Regions from separate parts of the Homo sapiens genome. Here region 2 is linked to region 1. A link is a loop called in an ENCODE intact Hi-C map of the cell type or tissue named here. Cell type or tissue: endothelial cell of umbilical vein. All regions are shown on one strand. Links, peaks and the distances in the headings refer to the core of each region. The heading gives the core; the rest is flanking DNA.

What was found. Peaks named below come from ENCODE experiments on the same cell type or tissue, not always from the same donor. Only the 100,000 strongest peaks of a DNase experiment are listed, where the experiment ranks them.
Region 2: a loop joins it to region 1, with 6 times the contacts of the local background. A loop is called at or near these places in 80 of 110 quality-filtered maps.

What each region holds. Positions count from the first base shown.
Region 1 is chr15:35,284,195-35,296,360 of GRCh38, reverse strand. It overlaps a transcript of DPH6 not described here. Among named protein-coding and RNA genes, the nearest start is that of MIR3942, 82 kb to the left of the region's middle. In endothelial cell of umbilical vein, for the core only: CTCF peaks have their summits at 2,830 and 7,151 (motif pointing left); DNase peaks (open chromatin) are centred at 2,840 and 7,110; H3K27me3 peaks cover 1,579 bases.
Region 2 is chr15:35,431,682-35,443,847 of GRCh38, reverse strand. All of the region lies in intron 5 of DPH6 (diphthamine biosynthesis 6), which reads left to right. LOC124903464 (a long non-coding RNA gene) reads left to right here and starts at 7,598. Exons shown (of 2, transcript XR_007064580.1): 1 at 7,598-12,166. In endothelial cell of umbilical vein, for the core only: no CTCF peak of the experiment used is centred there; no DNase peak of the experiment used is centred there.

The DNA of each region.
Region 1 (12,166 bases), core at 2,686-10,685:
AAAATTAGAAGATGGTAGTTAGCAAATCTGCACTTAAAAATCAAAATTTTAGAAGTAATGTGGTTATTGGTGATGACAAGGCCAACCAGTGTTTCAAAAACTTTTTAAAATGGACATAGTAAGGCCAGGCGTGGTGGCTCACACCTGTAATCCTGGCACTTTGGGAGGCCAAGGCAGGTGGATCAAGAGGTCAGGGGATCGAGACCATCCTGGCTAACACGGTGAAACCCCATCTCTACTAAAAATACAAAAAATTAGCCGGACATGGTAGCGGGCGCCTATAGTCCCAGCTACTTGGGAGGCTGAGGCAAGAGAATGGCGTGAACCCAGGAGGCAGAGTTTGCAGTGAACAGAGATCGCGCCACTGCACTCCAGCCTGCCTGGAGTGCTTTATTTTTGAGATAGAGCGAGACTCTATCTCAAAAATAAAATAAAATAAAATAAAATAGACATAGTAAGTAATATGATGTTCAAGGCAACTCAATATGCACAATGCATACATAATATGTAATTGAAAAAATTATGAAACAATATTTACCTGACTTCATTCAATAAAGTCCAATATTTTAAAATCTATTCTATGTTACTTAAAAGGAAAAAAACGGGTTATAACTCATTAAATTGATTTTTATGATTACTAATGGATCAGACTTTGCATCCTGAAAACAGCTCTTGTGACCATGGGAATGAGTGATTGGTGTGGGGTGGAGGAAAGGATTGTTGGTATTGTAGAATTCAGACACCTGAGAGTCCACAGTGTCAGATGGATTATCTACCTAGATGTGGAAGCCATCAAGGATGATGACAGGAGTAATGGCATGGAGGAAGACAATGAAAGTGGTGGTGTAGTCTGGTAGTGGTTTGTACTTCTAAGAGACTGGAGATTTTAAAGAGCTAGAGAAGACACATTACCTCCAGGTCCTAGAACGTGGGTGGGAAAGATAAAGCAACTTTCATTTTGAAGTACTCAGGAAAAGATGCAGACTTAGAGTCCTGTCTTCACTGTGAGCAAAAAGGTGAAGAAAAAGTCAACAGAAATAACTGTGGACTTGGGGGGATTTTGTTACTGAGAGATTCTGATTTCCATAGGGTCCAAGGAAAGGCTTTGGGAGGTCAGAGATGGGTAGCAGATGGGTTTAATGAAAATGACTTGGGAGGCTTGGACTGAAATTAAATGTGGGCCTGGTTAGTTTTGATGGTAACACAATGAAAAGTGGGTAGTGGCCCATATTAGCCTTCTTCACAGGCTTGGTTTCTTAGCTAGTTCGTAGAGGTGAGATCGTTGTGTGTTAGTTAAGGAAGAGCAGCCTCCCTGCGAGCAGGGTGGTTCCAGCAACTGCCCTTCAACTCTGAATGCTGACATGGCACTAGGAGGGAGGATTGGGACTGTGAGGAAAGGCAATGTCACTGAGCCCCGTGAACTCACCATGCAACAGGACCTTTGCACATATCTCATCCTGTTCCCGACTAACTAGCTGTTTGTCTTCTCTTTGATTTCTGTACAAGTCTCATAGCTTTAGGAAAACCTTCCCTCACTCCAGTGGCCTCCCTGATCCAGTTCTTATAGCTCTTTGCACCTCACCTTTATCTCATATGTCACAGCTGCAGTTTTATATCTATCTGTGGGATTGTTTTATTAAGTTTGACTCCTTTGCTAGACTAGGCTCTGTGTAAAAGGGACTATACCTGTTTTGGTTCACTGTTGTATCTCAAGCACAGTATATAGTGTGTAGTAGGTGCACACAAAGATAAATTTAATGAATTAATACAATCAGAGTTAGCAGACATTGAAGACAAAAAAAACGGCAAAGGAGACTAAAGAGAACCAACAGGAGGTACTGTTGAAGTTGAAGTTGCAAGGAGGATTTCTTGTTGCAACTAGTAGTGTCTACAGCTCAATCCTCATGGACATGAACCAACTGATCTTGAAAGGACAATACTACAAACCTACTGTCTGAAAGCAAAGAACTATTTAAAGACTATATTAATAGCAACAGTAATCGCCAGAGGGATATGAGATGGAAATTTAGGGGAACAGCAAGTCTAAGGCAGCTTCAAAGGCAACTCCCTCAAGAATCTAGTCCTAACTAAGGAAACAATTGTTATAGTTCTTCAAGGACTGAGGGAGTAGGATAGATTCAGGAAACAAGAGGGGCATTTGGGTTGGGGATGGAGTAGGAGGAAAGGGGGATAGGAGTGGCATTACAGCATTTTCGAAGCAGGGAAACAACTGGCTATATACGGAGTCAATTCAGGAACTAGGGCACTTTGAGGAGTGTGGTCGTGCCAAAGCCAGTTCACTGAGAAAGGGCTGAGTTAGTCAAAGTTGGAGCAAACAACTGGACTGGCTGAGATGTGAAGCTCTCTCCCTACTGAGTAGGACTTAGAGGCTAGAGGTTGGATTGCCAATGGTTTTATGGTAACTGTGCCCCTTATGCTAACAAGTGTCACCCAAGATAAATAAGACAATGATGCAGAATTAGCTAATCTTGGACAAAAGTCCTAACAAAGTTGAAGAATCACCACTAGGGAAGATTTCATTCTGTTTCCATTTTAATTCTGCACCAGTCAGGGACACCATTACATTCCTTTCACATCCACCACCTCTGTGCGTTTACAGTGCATCCTCTTCCTTTGTCTTATGAAGACCTGCATTTCAGAAGCAATTTTTCCCCCTTGCTAGATCATCATTCAGTAGCAGAATAGGACACCCCTGAGCAATCACTGAGTTTCATCTTTCTGTCACAAAGGAATTCAATGACTCACCTCTTGCAACTACACTAACTCTTTCAGGCCAAGAGGGCACTGGTCAGCGTTTTGGAGGAAGTAATTTACTAAATGGTGCCCTTGTGGCCAGAAAGACTCAACACACATAAAAGGAGAAACCACAGACTCCACTTCTCCTGCTCAGAGTGTTGGAAACAATTAGGATTAATTATGTGTTTTTGTGTGGAAGTGATGATATGAATTTCAATGGCATACAGGAAAAGGAGATAAGCCTATTTTTTTAAAGAAAATAGTTCCGGTTTAGGTCCATTATAGCTGCACAATGTCATTATGAGATATGAGAAAGAGATAACTAAATTATTCATATTACAATTTTATTTGTGCTCTATTCTTTATTTTTCCTGGAAAAAGTCCCTATTTGTTATTAAAACTAGCATGTTTTATAAAGAGATATATGTTAATTACACAGAAAGCTGCCTTAGTCAGAATAGCAAATTCTATAGTGAATTTCAGAGTTTTTAAAATGTGTGCTCTCTATGCTGTAGAATATTTCTTGCTAATGGTTCATGCCATCTATATATCTAGTGATCTTTGAACCTTATGTTCATTATTATGGTTATAGCTGTACCCAAATGGCAGCATATTATTAAAATATGAGATAATGATTGAAGAAACTAAATATAATTATGCTTGTAAAGGAAAACAAACCTAGGAGTAAGTTTTTAGGAGGCAAAATAATACCTTTAAAATGTTATATTCAAAGTAAACATATTACGACAGATGAGAAATGCCAGATTTTCAGGCAAAGGGTGAGAAACTGAACTGAGTTTCAAAAGCCATCTCAAAAAAGTTGTTCACTTTTAAAAAAAAGTACATTTTCTAAAAAGTAGCAAGTTTCCCAGCATTTCTTTTTTAAAAATATGCATTTTCTGTTGTTCAAATGAATAAATATAAAATTATTTTCATTTTGGCACTTTCTAAAATCCTGATCCTACCAGTGGGTAAAATCATCACTAACTTTGCAGTATTGACTTTTAGCTCTGTAGTCCTACTTCCATGTCATGAAGGCCAGCAGCCGAAAAAAATAATGAAGACTTATCCCAGTCACCAGTTGAACAAATTCTGTTATCATATTAGTCCTGAACATTTAGCAGGGAAAATAATATCAAATATTCTCATATCAAGGTACAGAAGTATCAGTCTCATGGCAGACCCAGATTTGGAGGGCTAATGTTAAGCTAGATATCTTTCAGAGTAACCAAGAGTAGATCATTGATCTACTGAATCCTCTCTTTAGAATGAGATATATTTATTATTGGTTAGGACCAGGTAGACAATTTACATTTGTGGTATGTGGTTAATGTAACAATAAGTTAATAACACTATCAGGTGTCTGGAGCGTGTTTACTTTGGATACAACTATAAAGAATACATTTTTAGCATGGCAATTTTTTCCCAAATTTTCATCAAAAAATAAATGATTTATGAGAATGCTTTTTGAGATTACATGAACATTTAGATATTTGTATTGATAATTTTTTTACACTACTTCTCCTTTTAGGGCTCAGTTTTGAAAGCTCTCCTGAGAAAGGAGGAAAAAGCATTTATATGAGGAAGCAAGAAGACTGGAAATGAATTAAGTATTAGAGGAGTAGAGTGGCAGTGACTAAGGTCAGAAAAAAACTAAGTGAGCAAAGAGAACTGAACAAAATAGCAAAAGAAGAGAACAGTGGTGTATGAAATAGGAAATAAAGTGAGGACTATCTCAGAAAAGAAGAAAAATAAGACCCAGAAAAAAATATATATCTCTCAAGAAAATACCTACCTGACAATATAATTTCCATTAATCTCTATCCACATACCCTTCTTCATATCTGTCTAGTCATTCATAGGCAGACAAGGCTGAGCTATCACCTTAAGCCTAAGATATCACATCATCTTTTGTAGCTGAGATTCTGGAAGTAAATCCTGGAAAATTGGGAGGAGGTGAGAACATTAAGAGATTATAAGAAAATTTAAGCCATTTTTCTTCTGACTTAATTTTCATCTTCATAAGAATATCTTATCCAAATGAGCATAAAATATGAAAGAAGAGCCAAAAATTAACAAATAACAGGCCTCCATAAAGACAAGAGTGTGATGCTGTGGAGTTTTGTCATAACATAAAAATCTGTAGAAGGTTAGGATGTTTGTCACTTTTGGTTTATGTGATGCTTATTTTTTGTCAGCATGTATAATCCCAAGTAATTTATTATAATAGATTTTAGAAGGTAAAATAAATAATTTAACCTATCCCATTCTCATGTAGTTTCTAAGGATTCCCAACGTAAGTCAAATGTGTCTAAAAGAAACAATGTCCACCATGTAAGTTACTCACAGACAATAAAGGAAGTTGATTACCTAGGCTCCAAAACCATTAGCCATCCCTTGGTGTAATTTACCTGGATTACTAACCAATGTTTAATATATTTTTCCTACTTATTGTTGATTTTCAGCTTGTAGGCATGTAGGTTTTTATTTTAAATCACTGTCAAATTGTGAAACTTAACAAAAAATGGCAGTGGGTGATTTTTCTGTAATGCTCCTGCATTCACTTCTTTGAATGTTAGGTTAGTTTTTGGCTAATGGTTTTGGAGCCTAGGTAAGCAACTTCACTTATTGTCTGTAAGTTACATGGTGGATATTGTTTCTTTTAGACATATTTTACTTGTGTTGGAAATTGTTAATAACTACACGAGAATGTGATAGGTTTAATTAATTATTTTGCCTTCTAAAATATATTATAATTAGTTACTTGGGATTATATGTGCTGACAAAAAAAAAAAGTATCACACAAACCAAAAGTGATAAACATCCTAACCTTCTGGCAACAAACAACTATGGCATGCACAAAGGGCGGATGCTTTAAGTGGCAGAAAGGGGGACGGAAGTGGGTAATTATTTGTAGCAATGCTTTTACTGTTGTTCGAAATGAGACAGACTAACAGTGGCAGCAGTCATTTTGCTGAATCAAAGTCCATGTTAGTCACATTATACACTGCCACAAAAGGTTGTTAAGGCTGGTATTAGCATGTACCACTGAGGACATTGGAAGGACTCGATCTGTCACACTAAATCGCCTTCTTGCCCTCAACCATTGAAGTCTCCAGCTCCTCTGACATGTTCTTTCATTAATGGCCTGGCCTTGACAACTGATCCTAATTGCCTCTGAACTGCACTTCATGTATTATTGGTGTCTGCCTGCCCTGGTTCATGTCAACAAGCTACAGCATGTGCAGGGTGTGCCCAGTGCCTTTGCAGAAATGATGTTCACATCGTCATATTCCTCTGAGGGGATTGGGTCTCGCTGGAAGTAAAGTAGAAAGCTAAAGATCTTCCTGTCTCTTCTTTGTAATACCTTAATGTTGATTTGTGCTGTGTACCTACTAAGCTCATCTAAAGGACTCACTAAAACATTAAACCAATTATGCAACATTCCATTAAGGCACAGATGTAAATGCTGGCTTCAATTTGCCCTTGTTTTAGTAAGTGGTAAAATGTGTGTTCATTGCAAAACCTTTCCAACTTTAGTTAATATGGCTTACATTTCTTTTCAACTTTAGTGTGGTTTACTTTTATTTTGAGTATGCATAACAATTTCAATTTAATGTATGATAATGGCCAAAAGAGCCTACAATATAGTTTCCAGGTAGCAGTACGCATTAGACCAGAACTCCCAAAAGTAAATTATTGAAGGTTTGAATAGGGTATTTTAGTCTTAACATTTATCAGCAGATTTATATTTACTACATTTTCTAAAAGTAGCTAAAATAATCAATTTTAGTGCATTACATGTATTTAAAACCTTTATTTTGTTCTGACATTTCAGGAAACATTCATAAAGGACAAAACAGTTTAGATACATTTTAATTTATAAGATGAGTTATTTGCTTTCAGCAAAATAGTTTAGAATCTAAAACATAACATTAGAAATGTTCAAGATATTTACCTCTTTTTCTGAAAATGTCTCTGAGATTTAAAATTTGCCTCATTCCTATGACAATTTTTTACAATCACATCTCTGAACAATAATATGAGATTCTTTCAATCTTTTCATCCTTTTTTATTTATTGAAGGCAGTTTTCTGGTGAGCCTTTTAAGCATGCAAGTTCTACCCATGATCATAAAAAATAAATCACAGAAGCTCTTCGGTGCTAGGTATCATTTAGCCTAATCTAGACAGTGACATTTGGGCCACTAACAGCATAATCATGGTTATTGCTACAAATTGCTCCATGTTTGAGTTTTAATGTTATAAGTAAATTATGCCAGGGGATAAAATATATGTTTCTTTGGGAATTAAACATGTTTATTTCAGCAATGTGGCCATGGAATAGCACGGAAACCTTAAGCTTGTTTCATGTAGTAATACTGCCACCTTCTGAAGCCCAGAGGAATTGTCCTCAAGGTTAGCTGTTTTAAGAGCCATCTCATTTGTAGTGATCCAGCAGCCAGAAACTTCTAAGTCTAGAAACCATCTGGCTTTTATCATAGAAATGATAAGTTTGATTTTAATCTTCATTTAAAATAAGTAGAAATGAATACAGGTATCCAACAGTCGGTAAAAATACAAGTTCCTCTTTTCATTTTACCCCCAAAAGCCTTTTATTTTCTGGACTTTAGAACTATCTTTTTTTGGTGATGTGTAGTTTCCTGTTAAAAAGCTCAGCTGATGTAAAGCTAATTCTGATATGGAAGTTACACAGCAAGAGCAGTTGCCTGGCAGAAGTGGGGCAGTGGTGGCCACAGCTGGGATTGTGAGAAGGGGATGGCAAATGTTTTCCTATCATTCAATCAGACAGTATGCCCTTCAGCAGAACAACAAGCTCTCCTGATTCTTTAGAATTAGTGAGATTAGCATGAAGCACATAATGCAGGATGATGGGATTTGTCATAATTTGCATTGTCCTGGAAAAATGCGGGTTGATAGAGCGATGCATCTTGGAGCATGTCATGTCCCACGGGCAGGTCACAGAGGAAGCTTGGCAGAAATAATTTTGTGATATGTGCATCAGTTGCAAATGCTTCATAAGTAATTTGTCAAAATAAAATAAATAGGAAGCGGTTAGGAAGGTAGAGAAAGTAGGGTCATTGTAAACGTACCTCAAAAAAAATTAGATATGTCATCCTCAAATATCACATTTTTAGTGATTAAATGAAAATACATACAATGAATGACTAGACTTATTCTCCTTTTGGTTTTAAATTTCCAAAACCTTACTGGTAAGTCTTTCCTTTTTCCTAAAAGTAAAATCTTCCCTAAAAGTAAAATCTTACTGGTAAACCTTTCCTTTTTCCTAAAGGTAAAATCTTGGAAAATACGTGTGTGTTTCTGCAAAGTTTATTTATGAAAGCCCCTTATAGAAATTATGAAATATAGCTACATTAGGGAAGGTTTTCTGAGAATTTGCATCTGACCTTGATAATGTTCCCAAACTACAGATAGGAAAGGATAATCAGTATGTAGTTGACAAAATGAACATGACACTGTAACTTATCTGCAGCAGCATTTCTGGAAATGGGCATATAGAATTCAGACAGGCAAGGGGAGCATGCTTATTCAGCATAGCATTGCAAGAATGAAAGGTCCAGTGTCAGGTATTGTCCGTGGTTTATTTATGGAGTACCTGACAGTGATGCCACTGTCTTTGATATTTAGAAATTTCTTCTATCCAAGAACATTATAGCTAGTGTTTACAGGTTATGTTATTTATCATTTCAATATCTGCTTCTACTGCACAAAGACATTTTGCAATGTCTCCTTTATTTGTCTTTATACATTTCAAACAAAAGATTAATGCCGGCAGTTCAGTAACACTGATCTTTTATGACAGTTGAACATTTGTGGGTTGAGGGTCTAATAAGAAAAAAAAATTTAAGTAAGGAGTTTAAGGAAAATGAAAAAAATAATCACTTGTGAAAATCAGGCTTATAATAAAAATGTATCTTCTTACTACACTGTTCGTAGGAAGAATATTCATTTTCTCAGATGGTTATAATTGTAGAATTAGGTTTTATGAAAACTAAAATTACCCTGGGGCACAGCTCAACATGAATAAATCTTTCAACACTCAGATCTGGAAACATGATACACACGAAACTAATAATGCCCTACAATTACAAGTAGATCAAGAAGAACTGTGCGAAGTTTTTAAAAAACATTATTTATTGAGTTCTGTAACATGAAAGTAACTGCAAATAATGTTAGTTCAGACTATTTTAAATCATTTGTTGTTTGTAAAATAATAGCCCTCTGTATAAACCTCATATGTTTTTAAACTTGCCCTCCTGTCTGTAATCTTCAAAACTGACTGCTTTCAAACAAACTGTTTTACTAATCAGAGATAATAAGTGCTTTGTGGTGCCAGTTGTTAAAAACTAGATTTTTTGTGAACATTATTTTTCTAATATATCATCTCTTGACTCATAAAAAGATTTTTTTAAACAAAGCCTGTTTACTGAGTTGTAACATTTCAGCCCAATTTCAGCATTGTGGATATGCTGTACGATATTTATTTCATTAAGAGTTGGTATTGTAGACTTCAGTCTTGTGTCACATTTTAACAACTTTTTTCTATTGTCTTCTTTTTGCTGTATACTACTGCGTCAAAAAAAGAAAAGGCACCTGTTGCTTCTCCCATGAAATTCCTTTCCTCAGAGGAAAAGTGCTTACAGTGACAGATAATTTGCCTTGGTCAGAAGTTTTCTAGCATTTTCCCCTAAATAGCAAAGCCATAATACTCTTAGATAATCTTCAGGGGAGAACAAAAATACCTCTTAGTTCTCTTAGCAGAAAATTATGATAGATAATTTAAAAAAGAAAAACTTTTTCAAATAAGTATACATCTCACCAGTCCCCTCCCAAAAATTTTAATAAACTAAGGATTTAAATTTACCTTTTCAGACAAAGTTTTCTAAATTGAATAAACAAGATAATGTACTGGATAGATCAATATTTTTATTGTCTTTAGACTTTACAATTCTTTTACTCTAGATAATGTCCACTAACCTAGCAATGCTAGTTTAACTCTCAATGTCTTATGAACTATTTATTCAGTCATTTGTTCATTTAGTCACTATATGCTCCTACTGCTTATGTTGCCTATTCTGTGTCCTTTGAAGGATGCTGTGCAAGAGTTTATTTCCCATAGGGATGGAGAGTGAAGTGAGCAGAGAAGGCCCAATCAATGATTTAATCAAGAGGTATTCATTGGGCGAAGCACCTCATCCAGAGTTAATGGCATTGCCACTCTGCGAATGAGTCTCAGAAAATGAAGAGGTAGCTAAAGGAATTAGCTTATTAATGTGCTATCATCACATCTGGACTGGATCCAGTTCTTGGTGTTTGTCTGGAAAATTCACTGCTGCTACAGTATTGTAATACCTGGCAATTCTCATGTTAATGGAAGGGTTAGTAGTTTGTGTTTTTTAATCTACCTAGTCTGTGATGAAACTCAAATATTTATTTGACAATAAAGTGATGTTTTTTACCCAGGACAGGTGAATTCATGAAGCAAACTATATTTGTTTTCCATTCTGCTTTCACTAGCTTGTCTTTAATAAGTTCATTGCCTCAAAGATTATTAATAGCATTTGGATGATTTTTCCATTTTGCCCCAGCTTTAATAGCTGCCTCTATGAGCTCTTATTATCATTTCAGAGTTATTTCTTTAGGATTCTTTATAGTGAACAAGTGGTCTCAGGTAAAAAAAAAAAAAAAAACTCAAAGATAAAATGATAATTGAGTCAGTCCAGAATCTCATCAGGAAGAATGTGCCAGAGAAATCTAGTCTAGATATTTCTGGACATACAGGTAACTTCCTCAAGTAAACAAGAATGTTAGCTAAACAAATTTCCACTTAATTCGATACTATTTATTTGTAAATATAAAAGAAATAGATTAAGTAATTACTTAATTTTCATTGAAAATTTTAATTTGAAAAGTACTTCTTTAGAGAAAAATGGTGTGTTATTCCATTTTCACACTGCTCATAAAGACATACTCAAGACTGGGCAATTTACAAAAGAAAGAAACTAATTTACTTACAGTTACACATAACTGGGGAGGCCTCACAATCATGGCGGAAGGCAGGGAGGAGCAAGTCACATCTTATGTGGATGGCAGCAGGCAAAGAGAGAGAGCTTATGCAAAGGAACTCCTCTTTATAAAACCATCAGATCTCGTGAGACTTATTCCCTATCATGGGAATAGCATGAGAAAGACCCGCCCCCATGTTTCAATTACCTCCCACTAGGTCCCTCCCACGACACGTGGGAATTGTGGGAGCAACAATTCAAGATGAGATTTGGGTGGGGACACAGCCAAACCATATCAAATGACTACTGTAAGTTCTTTGAAAAGTTATTGGTACTGGAAAATAGGAAGAAATCAAGGGTAGGAATAAAACATACTTATTTTAGATACAATTTTTTTTATCCCGACCAGGGAGATATCTCAAATGCATCCCAATGTATATACATTTTAGGCCAGGCATGGTGGCTCACACCTGTAATCCTAACAGTTTGAGGGATGAAAGTGGGAGGATCACTTGAGCCCAGAAGTTGGAGACCACCCTGCGTAACATAGCAAGACCTCATCTCTACAAAAAATGAAAAAATTAGCTGAGCATGGTGTGCACCTATAGTCCTAGCTACTTGGAAGGCTGAGGCAGGAGGATTGCTTGAGCCCAGGAGTTCAAGGCTGCAGTGAGCTGTGATTGCACCACTGCATTCCAGCCTGGAGGACAGAATGAAGCCTTGTCTCAAAAAAAAAAAAAAAAAAAAAAAAAAAAATTTGGAGACTTCACCCATGAATTTTCCTTTTATATCTGTCATAGGTTTGCTTTTTTTTTTAATACAGAAGTCATCATACTTGTTTCTGGCTCAAACTTGCCATGCAACCCCTGAAGTCCTTTTACTAGGACTGTAGGGAAAGGAAGTATTTCTTCTTTCATTCATTTTTCCAAGCTCACCACTCCCCCAAAATATAGGTCTACTGGCTGTTACAAAATAATTTTTATTATATATATAATTTATATTGTAAAATATTTCTGAAGTTATAAGGTAAATAAATAAAACAGTAAGTGCTCTCACTTTTTTCTTTTCATTAATATTTAAATCACCATTTTTATTGTCCAGAAAATTTTTGCAATCTATTAGTCCGTAATGTAGACACGTCTCCTTGGACTATTTCAGGATAAAAATTTAGCCAAATAACACATTTTACCTTAGGGGGAAAAAAAGCAGCACTTAATTTCCTCTACACACAGGTTAAGTTTATTCCTCATGGATGATTTAGAAGGGTTTCTTGTTGTATATATTATATGGAAAAGACATTATTTGTAAATATGTGATAAGATTATATTGTATGCTTATTAGGTTGGGATGTCATCAAGCTCTC
Region 2 (12,166 bases), core at 2,086-10,085, 150 kb before region 1:
TCACATTGTATGTGGGGCTGTAGAGAACATATCCTTATGTTTCTGCACAGTTAGGACCTTCTGAGCAAATTTTACAGAAACTTGGGACCTAGGCTAAAAGATGAGCTTTAGAACTTAATTTATGACTGAACAGTTAAGTGAAAACTCCAGAGAGACTTACCTTTCTAGAGGTATCTGTTTACATTTCAAAGGAAGGGTTGAGACCAGGACCTTGGAGACATTTCTTGGGTAGTAAAGCTGGAGACACTAGTTTTTCCCCTCAGGAAGATTTATTTACATTCCAAAGTGTGAAAGCACATATCCTTCCCTTTACTTTTCCAAGGAAACTCTCAGAAGGGAAGGGACAACAGCTGCCTCTTTTTTCCTAAATCAGTACTCAGATTTATTTTTCCAGACCCCTTGCCTGTGGTAGATGAAATTACTTGCAAGATTATATCTCTTTCTCATCACCTTGCTCCTGGAGTAAGAGCTGGGGCAGAGAAAAGTCAGAACAGTATTATTTACTTATTCTTTGTAAGTAATAAAAATAATAATGTGTTCTGCTCCAGAGAACTCTTGTTGGGACTCAGCATACCAATAGATATAGATATTATATTAAAATGGTAACAATATATGAGACAATTTCAGAATAACAATGCTAATGCCACTACTGATGATATAATTTCTGAGAACAGTTAAAAAGAATTTTTTGTATGTGCTTTTATGAATTTCCCCTCTCATTTTTAAGAGATCTTTTTATCTGTATTGTCTGAGCATATAGCTACTATGACTACACATTCCTTATGTTTTAAGTTTTATGGAAATGTAATTAATACACTATGCATGTCACCCACTTAAAATGTACAATTCAATTTTTTTAGTGTATTCACAGGTTGTGCAATCATCACCACAGTCTAGTTTTAGAATTTGTGTTCCCCAAAAAGGAATCTCATGCTCGTTAGTAATCATTCTCAAGTTGCCTCCAACCCCTGCCCCACTGCTCCCAGCTTTAAGCACCATGAGGACTTTGTGTCTTCATATCTTTATAGATTTGCCTATTCTGGATATCTCATATAATTGGAATCCTACAATATGTGGTCACTGTGACTGGCTTCTTTCACTTAGAATAATGTTTTCAAGAATCATCCAAATTATAGCATATATAATTGAGTTCTTTTTGTTGCCATATAATATTCTGTTACAAAGATACGTTTATTTAGCCATTCATCAGTCCATGGACATTTGAGTCATTTCCATTTTTTCTTTATTATGAATAATGCTCCTATGAACATTTGTGTACAAGTTTTTCTTTGGACCTATATATTCATTTCTCTTGGGTATATACCTAGGAGTGGAATTTCTGTGTCATATGATAATTCTATGTTTAACGTTTTGAGCAACCACCAAACTGATTTCTAAAGTGGCTGTACCACTTTACATTCCCACTAGCAATGAATGAGGGTTCCAGGTTTTCACATCCTAGCCAACAGTTAATTATTTTCTGTCTTTCTTATAGCTATCATGGTGAATGTAAAGTCTTATCTCATTGTGGTTTTATTTTGCATTTCTCTAATGGCTAATGATGTTGACCATCTTCTCATGCATTTATTGGCCCTTTGTATATCTTCTTTAGAGAAATGTCAATTAAAATCCTTTGCCTATATTTTAATTATTTGTCTTTAGTGCATTGTAGGTTTTCTTTAATATATATTCTGAGTATAAGTCTCTTATCAAATGTGTGATTTTAAATATTTTCTCCCATTTTGTGGGTTTTCTCTTTACTTCTGGGTGGTGTCCTTTGAAGCATAAACATTTTTAGTTTTGACGTAGTCCAATTTATCATTTTTTTGTTTTGATTACATGTTCTTTTGATGTTATTTCTAAGAAATCATTGCCTAACTTGATGTCACGAGATTTACTCCTATGTTTTCTTCTAAGAGTTTTATACTTTTAGCTCTTACATTTAGATATGTGATTTCCTGGTTCTGTCCTTCTCCCACTGTGTTTGTATATATATGTATACACACACACATACATATATGAGCTCATCATTTTTTTTATTATACTTTAAGTTCTGGGATACACGTGCAGAACATGCAGGTTTATTAAATAGGTATACATGTACCATGGTGGTTTGCTGCACCCATCAACCCATCATCTACATTAGATATTTCTCCTAATGCTATCCCTCCCCTAACCCCCCACCCGCCAGCAGGGCCTGGTGTGTGATGTTCCCCTCCCTGTATCCAAGTGTTCTCATTGTTCAACTCCCACTTACGAGTGAGAACATGTGGTATTTGATTTTCTGTTGCTGTGTTAGTTTGCTGAGAATGATGGTTTCCAGCTTCATCCATGTCCCTGCAAAGGCGACGAACTCATCCTTTTTTATGGCTGCATAGTACTCCATGCTGTATATGTGCCACATTTTCTTTATCCAGTCTATCTTTGATGGACATTAGGATTGATTCCAAGTCTTTGTTACTGTGAATAGTGCTGCAGTAAACATACATGTGCATGTGTCTTTATAGTAGAATGATTTATAAGCCTTTGGGTATATACCTAGTAATGGGATTGCTGGGTCAAATGGTATTTCTGGTTCTAGATCCTTGAGGAATTGCCACATTGTCTTCCACCATGGTTGAACTAATTTACACTCCCACCAACAGTGTAAAAGCATTCTTATTTCTCCACATCCTCTCCAGCAACTGTTGATTGCTGACTTTTTAAAGATCACCATTCTAACTGGCATGAGATGGTATCTCATTGTGGTTTTGATTTGCATTTCTCTAATGACCAGTGATGATGAGCTTTTTTTCATATATATGTTTGTTGGCTGCATAAATGTCTTCTTTTGAGAAGTGTCTGTTCATATCCTTCACCCACTTTTTGATTGGGTTGTTTGTTTTTTCTTGTAAATTTGTTTAAGTTCCTTGTAGATTCTGGATATTTGTCCTTTGTCAGATGGATAGATTGCAAAAATTTTCTCCCAGTCTGTAGGTTGCCTGTTCACTCTCATGATAGTTTCTTTTGCTGTGCAGAAGCTCTTTAGTTTAATTAGATCCCATTTGTCAATGTTGGCTTTTGTTGCCATTGCTTTTGGTGCATAAGGCACATATTCCTGGTGGCTCCTCCCCATTCTCCCAGTGATCATGCAGACCCCCAGTCTGTTGCAGGCATGCCCAGGCAAGACCCTGTGCGGGTTCCCTTATCTGCCTCCTGCCTCTATCATTCCCCCTTCTAAAGAAGGACATATAACTGCCATTAGGATAAGGATAGGGATAAGGATAAAGACTGATCTTTACTGCATACTGCTGACAGAGGGGGTACTGTTTTGGGAAGACAGAATCAGATCTCCCTCAGAGGCCTATTTAAGGTTCCCCGCTTAAAGGGGGCCATTGTTTGAGGCTCCAGTTGCATGACTGTTTGGAGTTCGATGGCCTGAAGGCAAGAGGAGACAAACCTGGTTATTAGAAAACATGTCAAAACGAAACAAAAAGGGGTGGGTAAGGACAGTTTTTAAATCCCAAGGCTGTTGACATGCCTAGATAACTGGTGACTATAGTCAGGGTTGCTAAGATTTGGGTGCATGGGGCTTGGCTTTGGTTAGCCCTCTTTGTCTTATTTTCCCAAAAAGGAAACCTCCAGGTTATGGGCACCTTATTTACTCCCATCACCTGGCAGGATTTTCAGGATAATTGCTCAGAATTAAAATATTGAACCAGATTTTTACATTACCCATCCCTTTTGTTCCTTCTGAGCTGCAGCCAGAGATTGCTGGTTGGTTCACAGGAATAAGCAGTGTAAGCCTAAAATGTAGGCAAGAACTTAAAAAACAACTAATCAGTCTGGAATTTAATGATAAATATGTAAGTTTTGAAACATAATTTCTCTCCAGTCCTCATTTTTGTTAAAAACAAAGCATAATAGGATTGAGTTGTTTGCAAAATAACTTTAGTCTCATACTTGGCTTGATTATTTGCGTAATGTGGAGCAAAGAATAATTATTTCTACATGGGCTTTTTAAATTGGATTTGATGGAACTCTATTCTACAAGGAATCTCAGATAGGACTTTTTTTTTTTTCCTTTTTTAAAGCCAAGCCCTGCCATGGGTTTGTACACTTTAATGACTATGAGTTGGGTGAACTCCTCTCTTCTTGAGGTCCCAAGAACATGGGCTCCTGGACCTGTTAGCAAGTGACATTCTTTACTCACCACAGGTTAGGAACTTTGTACAGGGACTATGTAGACAGGGTATCTACTATAGACAGTTTTCCCAAGCGGTTTTTATTGGATCTGCAAGTTGAGCTTGATTCCTTAAAAGGAAGCATACCCTTCCAGTCAAAGCCTTGATAAAACAACCAGTTTCTCCGATTGCATCCTGTTGCAAGAGAAAATGGATTCTTATTGCACTGATGCAAATAACCATATTGTCATAAGTTAAGAATGCTGACAGTGTCCAAATACTAGAGAAGCCAGGCAGAGAGAAACAAATATGCTCCAAATTTTGTTCACAGGAGTATACCCCACTCTATTAAAGGCTATAAATAGCTCAAAATAAGTTGCCTTGACTCTGAAAACAAAATAAGTATCAGCAGTGTTTTAAAGAAAAGTTTAAAAAGCTTACTCAGTTTTTCATTAGTTCGGTCCATTCCATTAACTCGTGTTCTGTTTGATATTCATCAACATTTCAGCTATTAATATCAACCCTAATTTTCTAATGAAATCTTAAAGACAATTCTATCCAGTCTTAACCAGTTTGACCGTGAGGTGAGATCGTCATAAACCTTTTATAACTCTTTATAAATTTTGCTAAAAAGCAGATTAGTACCTTAGGAAAACTTTGTTGTGCTTTTATTTCAATGCTCAATTTACAGAAAAACCATATAATACCCTTTTGAATCTAGTCAGTGTTCACACACAGAATTTCTTTTGCAAGATTAATTTTTAGAAACCTTCCACAACTTGTTTAAACCTTTGGCTTTATTTTACCTAATTTAAAATAATCCTATAAACCCAGGTAAAAAATTACATTTTGATGGCATTTGCATTTTACCAGTAATCTCCAAGGCTGTTTCCGTTTCTCAAAGACTAAAGTCACATGAACTAAAAGGGGCACCACACTTTTTATCTTCCCTTTAAAAGATATTTGATCTAGGTGCTTATTTTCCTTTAGGCCAATTAATAAGAGCTCTCTTTTTGTAGACATCACACACAACATATATATAACCACACAGACAAACAGAAGCAGATCCAATAGTTATAGGATATTCTGTTTGCCAATCTCCTAACTGGGCTATTGGCCTCCAAATGGGGCCCTTTAAGAGTAGGGCTAGGAAAGCATGCAGTTTCTAGGACCTAATAAACAGGTAAAGCTGGAAGACAAAAACAAATTTTGAGAAAGATTCATCCGCCTCTAATTCCTGGGGCTCCACGAGGAAAACGGAGGCTTCTCCCAAAATGGAATCCTTGGCACCTTTTCTGTTTTTCCCAAGTAATCACAGGCCATCGCTTGAACCAGGGACATGGAGGTTGCAGTAAGCTGAGATCGCACCACTGCACTCCAGCCTGGACGAAAGAGAGAGACTCCATCTCAAAAAAAGAAAGAAAAGAAATGATCTTAGGGCCTCTCATGTGTGTATTAAGGGTGGCAAGACAAAATGGAGAAAAGAATTTAGTCAACTGAGAAAAAAACTTTTTCCAGAAAAACGAGATACAAGAAGAGAAAAATATAAAGGTCTTTAAATATACCTATGACTTGGGTATCCATTTTTAATTTAGCTCAGCGCTGTTTATGAAAATCCATTTAAATCCCTTATTATCCAACTTTAACCATGCCAAGTGGCCAGTATTTTGGCTTTCAAATTTTACCAAGGTAACCTCCCAGGGACTCAGAGGAAGGAAAATTCAAGGTGATTTGTGGAGGGGAAGAGAATCAACAAATGGTAAAGGTCATGCAAATATCAAACCAGAAAGAACTCATTCCCTAAGCCAGGACTGAACCTAGGCTGCCATTGTAAAATGGCAGAGGCTAGAACAAAGCACTGCCACATGGTTACAGGTCATGCTTCCAAGGACATAAAACAAGATAGAGGCCTGCAGCAAAGTTTGCCACTGACTGGTTTGCTGGCCTGGGTTGAACAACAGGCCTGTGGAGTACTAGGCCTGTATCTCATCCTAAGGTACCCCTCTTTCTGACAGAACCATGCAGAGTGACATGCAGAGCACACCAGTTTGGCTATAGCTTAAGACCAGCCTCACAAATCCTTTTTCATAATTAAAACTTTACAGAAAATATAAACAGTGATCCTTACCATTCCCTTTACCGGTTTGCACCAGGAGAGGGAGGCCAAAAGCCCAACTGGTAAGAAAAAAGTTTACTCTTTTGCCTGCATGTCAGGCTCCGGGGTTCCCTTCCTCCAAGCTCAGTCCCAAGCCAACCAGTTTAAGGTTTGGGAAATTAACTTCTCCCAGTTTGGAGCATACATCCAAGAGGACTGTCCTGTAGGGGGACCCAATTACTCATCTGTGAAGAAAGGACAGAGGAGGAAAAAGGAAAAAGAAGACATTTTTTTCAAAGGAGCCCCAGGACTCAGGGTGCATTCAAAAGAGGTTCACAATGAAGATGAATGGCTACTCATCTAGAAAGAGGGGAGCGAGGCGTTCCTGGTTCCATTTTCTTCCTAGTGAATACCGTGGATATGTGAGGGAGAGAAAGTGAGGCATCCCTCTTTCTTTCGTCTGAGTATCCCTGAGGCCCAGCAACTGTGACAGGGTGCCACCATGGGCGTCAAAGTGGCTTTCACCCATGTAAACATGGGTGCCTAGGGAGTGGGATTATCTGCTGTTACCCACGTACACCCTGTCTCCCCTGCTGTTAGTAGCCTTCGAGCTCCAAAACTTGGAATTGAGTTTGGGACAAAAATGTGTCTCGGGGGTTGCATGGACTCCTTATCATAAGCCAAATGCTAAGGAGAAGCTGTGGAATTGAGTCCTCCAACAAGGGAGAGAAAAGGGTGTCCTGGCCTAGTAAAATGTCCTCTAAAAGGGGGAGAAAAAAAAGCCTCTTGCATAAAACTTAACTCCTGACCTGGTGGAGAAAAGAAAAAAAAAAAAACTTAAAGGCAGGGCTGTCTTAACTGAGACAGGATGGAGAAAAACAAAAAAAACTTAAATGCAAAGCTGTATTCACTGCTGACAGGGTGGAGGAAAGAAAAAGGTGCCTGAGCAAGAAACCTCTTATTCTTATGCAAATGGATTTCTCCAACAGGAGAGAAACTTTTTCTTTTATGAGATGGAGTCTCTTTCTGTCACCCAGGCTGGAGTGCAGTGACGAACAGGGAGAGAACCTTTTTTGTTTTGTTTTGTTTTGTTTTGTTTTGTTTTGTTTTTGTTTGTTTTGTTTGAGACGGAGTCTCACTCTGTCTCCCAGGCTGGAGCGCAGTGGCGCCATCTCGGCTCATTGCAAGCTCCGCCTCCCTGGTTCACGCCATTCTCCTGCCTCAGCCTCCCGAGTAGCTGGGAGTACAGGCGCCCACCACCACGCCCAGCTAATTTTTTGTATTTTTAGTAGAGACGGGGTTTCACCATGTTAGCCAAGATGGTCTTGATCTCCTGACCTCGTGATCCGCCTGCCTTGGCCTCCCAAAGTGCTGGGATTACAGGCATGAGCCACCGCGCCCAGCAGGAAAGAAGCTTTCAATTGCTGTCGGACTGAGCTAGACCCCTCGGCCAGGGAATGAGGGGACTCCATGGAGGTGTCGCGAGGTATGCTGCTCAGCTGGACGTGCAGGGCCTCTGGCCCCTGAGACTGCCCTGGGGCCAGGGCAGCAGCTATGGCCATATGTGCACCTACAGCCATTGGGGTGGAGGTGGATGACTGCTATAGTAAAAGAAAAGATAGGTGCCATTACGGTCCCAAAAAAAAGAAGGAAAATGCCATAGAAAAGGCTGGTTTGGACCAAGGCTGACATTCCCAAACCCCGAGAGCGAAGAAGGGACCACAGTTTCCTCTACCCTCAGAAGAAGTCCAAGGACAAGAAGGCTCAGAAACAAAAGGAAAAGAGATTTTTTGGTCCACATTTTACTCACCCCTCCTCATATGCCCGTATGGACCACCAAAATGATGCAAGATTTTTTGCTCCTTCAGCTAAAAATCTGGGTTCTTGTCTCACAACCAAGAAAAATTAGGCATACAGACACATGGAAGGGTGAGGAGGACAGATTTATTAGGCAAAAAGAATGCTCTCAGAAAAGAAAGAGGGGGTCCTGCCAACATGCACCCACATCACAGATTGAATACCAGGCCACCACACATGAGCTGAAGAGGCCTGACTCCTCCCCCTGCATAAGGCATGAATTCCTGGTGGCTTTACCCCATTCTCCCAGTGCTCATGCAGACCCCCAGTCTGTTGCAGGCATGCCCAGGCAAAACCCTGTGCAGGTTCCCTTTTCTGCCTCCTGCATCTATCAATTACTGCTCAATGTTTGCCTTTTTTGAAGCCATTCGAACAGTTGTCTACATTTGATTGTCCAAAACTCAGTAATTGTCACGTGTAGGCTATGGTGTGTTTACACCTCTACTTGTTGTATTTCACGATGTACAGAGATACCTTTAGGTCAAACTTAAAATATGTAAGGAGGCAGCTTTAGACTAAACTTGATTTAATGTTATGCAGCACCCAGGTGTATTTTTGTGGAAGGGTCGTGTAGATAATCGACCATTCTACTGGGGAAGGAAGTTTTTTACTTTATTTCTAACAATACAGTATTACTTAACTCACCAAAACTCATTAGTGACCAGGCATAGTGGCTCACACCTGTAATTCCAGTTCTTTGGGAGGCTCAGGTGGGCAAATGGCTTGAGCTTAGGAATTCAAGATCAGCTTGGGCAACATGGTGAAACCCTGTCTGTACAAAAAAAAAAAAAAATAGCTGGGCATGGTGGCATATACCTGTAGTCCCAGCTATCTGGGAGGCTGCAGTTGGAGGATCACTTGAGCCTGGGAGCCGGAGGTTGCAGTGAGCTGAGGTCATGCCACTGCACTCCAGCCTGGGCGACAAGAGTGAGACTCTGTCTCAAAAAGAAAACAAAACAAACAAACAAAAAAAGCCTTAGTAGTAATTTATGTTTCTTAATTATATATTTTTTCATCTTTATTGCTTTGAATTTTGTTTTGATGTTAATGATAGGACCACTGCAACCTTTCTTTACATTTGCCTGATACATTGTTGCCTGTTCTTTCATTTTCACTTTTCTATGTGTGTGTGCGTGCATATACTTTTAGATGCATTTTATAATTGGCGTAACATTGGATTTTATTATTGACCCAATCTTTGTCTTAAAAAGTTTAACTGTTTTTACTGATATAATCAATTAATTATTTCTTAATTTTTCTACTTATTTTATTCATTTTATGTCATCAATTTTTTGTTTTACTGCTTTTCCCTTTATTTTCTACCTTTTGCTATATGGAATATTTTAGTGCCCTCTGTTGTTTTGGCAGTAATGCATTCTATTAATAATTAGCTTTAATCTTTTCAAAGGTGTTCTTTAAATTATGATTTTTAAAATATCAACATCAAAGTTGTAATAGTCCCTTTTTATCACTTCCTAATCAATATAAGGAATTGAAGAGACTAGGCCTATAAGTGGACCAGAGACCTAGTCGTATTAGGTATCCTTACCTCCCAGAGATAGAAACGACTGACCTTTGACTCAAACTGGCCTGCTGTATTTTTTTCAGAAATGTATCTGCTGTTTTGAGTCTGATTTGTACTAGTTTATAAGCTGATAGTAGAGATGGATATAAACATTTTCACGGCAAGATGCTTTGGTACCCTGACAGTTGATTTATATATTGTAGAGGGCAGCCTTGTACAGTACATTTGGGAATGTCACAACCACATAAAGATATCTCTACCTCCCTTCTCTTTTCTCTTCCACAGACACATATATTAAGGGCCCAAATCAAGTTCTTAGAACAATGGTTTTCAACTGTGGCTGCACATCATTGTAGCCTGTTGAGCTTTTAAACATCCCAGTGACCAAACTGCACTCCAGACTAATTAAATTAGAATATCTGGGGATGGGACCCAGATACATGCAGTTTTTTAGAGCTTCAATATTAATTGATTTTAATATGAATCCAAGGAAGAGAACTACTGATCTAGTGCAGAAGTCATTAAACTAGGGTGAAATCTGATTCACTGCCTATATATGGAAATAGAGTTTTATAGGAACACAACATGTATATTTATTATTGTCTATGGCTGTTTTCATGCTACAATGGAAGAATTTAGTAATTGTGAAAGAACCAATTTTGCCTACAAAACCTAAAATATTTACCTTTTATGGAACATACTTGCCAACCCCAGTGTAGAGAGACTCAACGGGATTTTTACTATAACTCTGCAGTTTCATTATTAGCCAGATGTCTTCAAGGGAATTTTAAGGCCTGGAGTCTTGGCTTTCTGCTAAGAGAATGCCACTACTTCTCCTGCTTTGAAAAGCTATCTTCATAAAGTTAAGTTTTTGTTTATTCTAACAAACGAAAGCAAGTTTGTATCCTTGCCTATACTTGTTGGTGTGTATATCAATTGCTATCATCCTTTAATTTTTCCAATCCATTTTTCTACCTTTTCTGATTTGTGAAGTTTGAACCCATATTATTACTGACTTTACAGTTAAATACTATTAGTTATATATATTGCTTCTCTTTAAACAATGAATTTGACATTTGTATTTAATACTTTGATTTGCAAAACTTCTTTGACACAATTATATATGTGACTGGGTTTTGGCATTTACCACTATGTCACAACTTCCCTATTCTTTTTTTTCAACTTTTATTTTAGGTTTAGTGGGTACATGTGCAGGTTTGTTACATGGGTAAATTTCATGTCACTTGGGTTTGGTGTTTAAATGATTTAGTCATTAGTCATTTACGCCCAGATAGTGAGCTCAGTACCTGACAGTTTTTTGACCCTCACCGTCCTCCTAACCTCCACCCTCAAGTAGGCCTCAGTTTCTATTGTTCCCCTCTTTGTGTCCATGTGTACTCAATATGACTTTCCTATTGAACCCTTTATTTTCTTCTTAATTCATTCAGGTGGAATATGTCTTCAGTACCTTTCTCAAGAATTGTATATATTTTCATTTCTTCCTCTCAGCCCCAATTATCTTTCTTTTGTGTTAACATAAGAAAGCTAACACATTGATGGATAATTTGAGTTTTCCCCTTTTGTAAGTAATTTGCCTGAAAACTTCTTTGTTTGTCTTATGTGTGTATTTTTTTGTTGTTGATAATTCTGTTTTCTATGAATATACCTGTTTCTGCCCTCCCTGGGATGTAGGAAATGCTTTCAGTTTGATATTTCTGTCATCCCAACTGCCATAATAAAGCTCTTCTTTCTTTTTCTGGTTGTGCTCATTGGGTTAATTTCTGGTAGGAACTGTGCATGGCTAAGAACTCTATTACAGATGTGAATCTAAAAAACGTATCCAGGAGGATAGTGAATGATGACAGAAAACCCACTGCAGCAAACACTACCAAAGAGGAAGACTAGCACCTCTTTCAGGAGTGTAAAGCAATAATGTACTCTTCCATGAAATAGTTCACATTTTTACCCATTTTAAACATCATATAGATTTTTTTCTTCTTTTATATTCCTCTAATTTCATATACCTCTACGCTTTATGTTTATCTGGAAGACTCTTATCCATATTTTCTTCATCCACCTTTATAGCATTACATCAGTGGTTCTCTACCATGGCTGCACATTAGAATCTCCTGAGGAGCCTTTGAATACATATTTATTATATGCAGCCCCAATCCCACATAGTTGGACTTGGTTATTCTGGGATGAGTCATAGTAAGTATTGATTGGTATTTGTCAAAAGTTTGCCAAGTGAAATTAGCTGGGTGTTGTGGCCGGCGCCTGTAGTCCCCGCTACTCCAGAGGCTGAGGCAGGAGAATGGTGTGAACCTGGGATGCGGAGCTTGCAGTGAGCCGAGATTGCGCCACTGCACTCCAGCCTGGGCGACAGAGCGAGACTCCATCTCCAAAAAAAAAAACTTTGCCAAGTGATTGGTTCTAAGGGGAGCCAAGATTTAGGACTACTCTCTGCTTTTTATGATAATTAACTGTCATTTCTCCTTAGACTTTTCAATTTATGTCTAACATCAA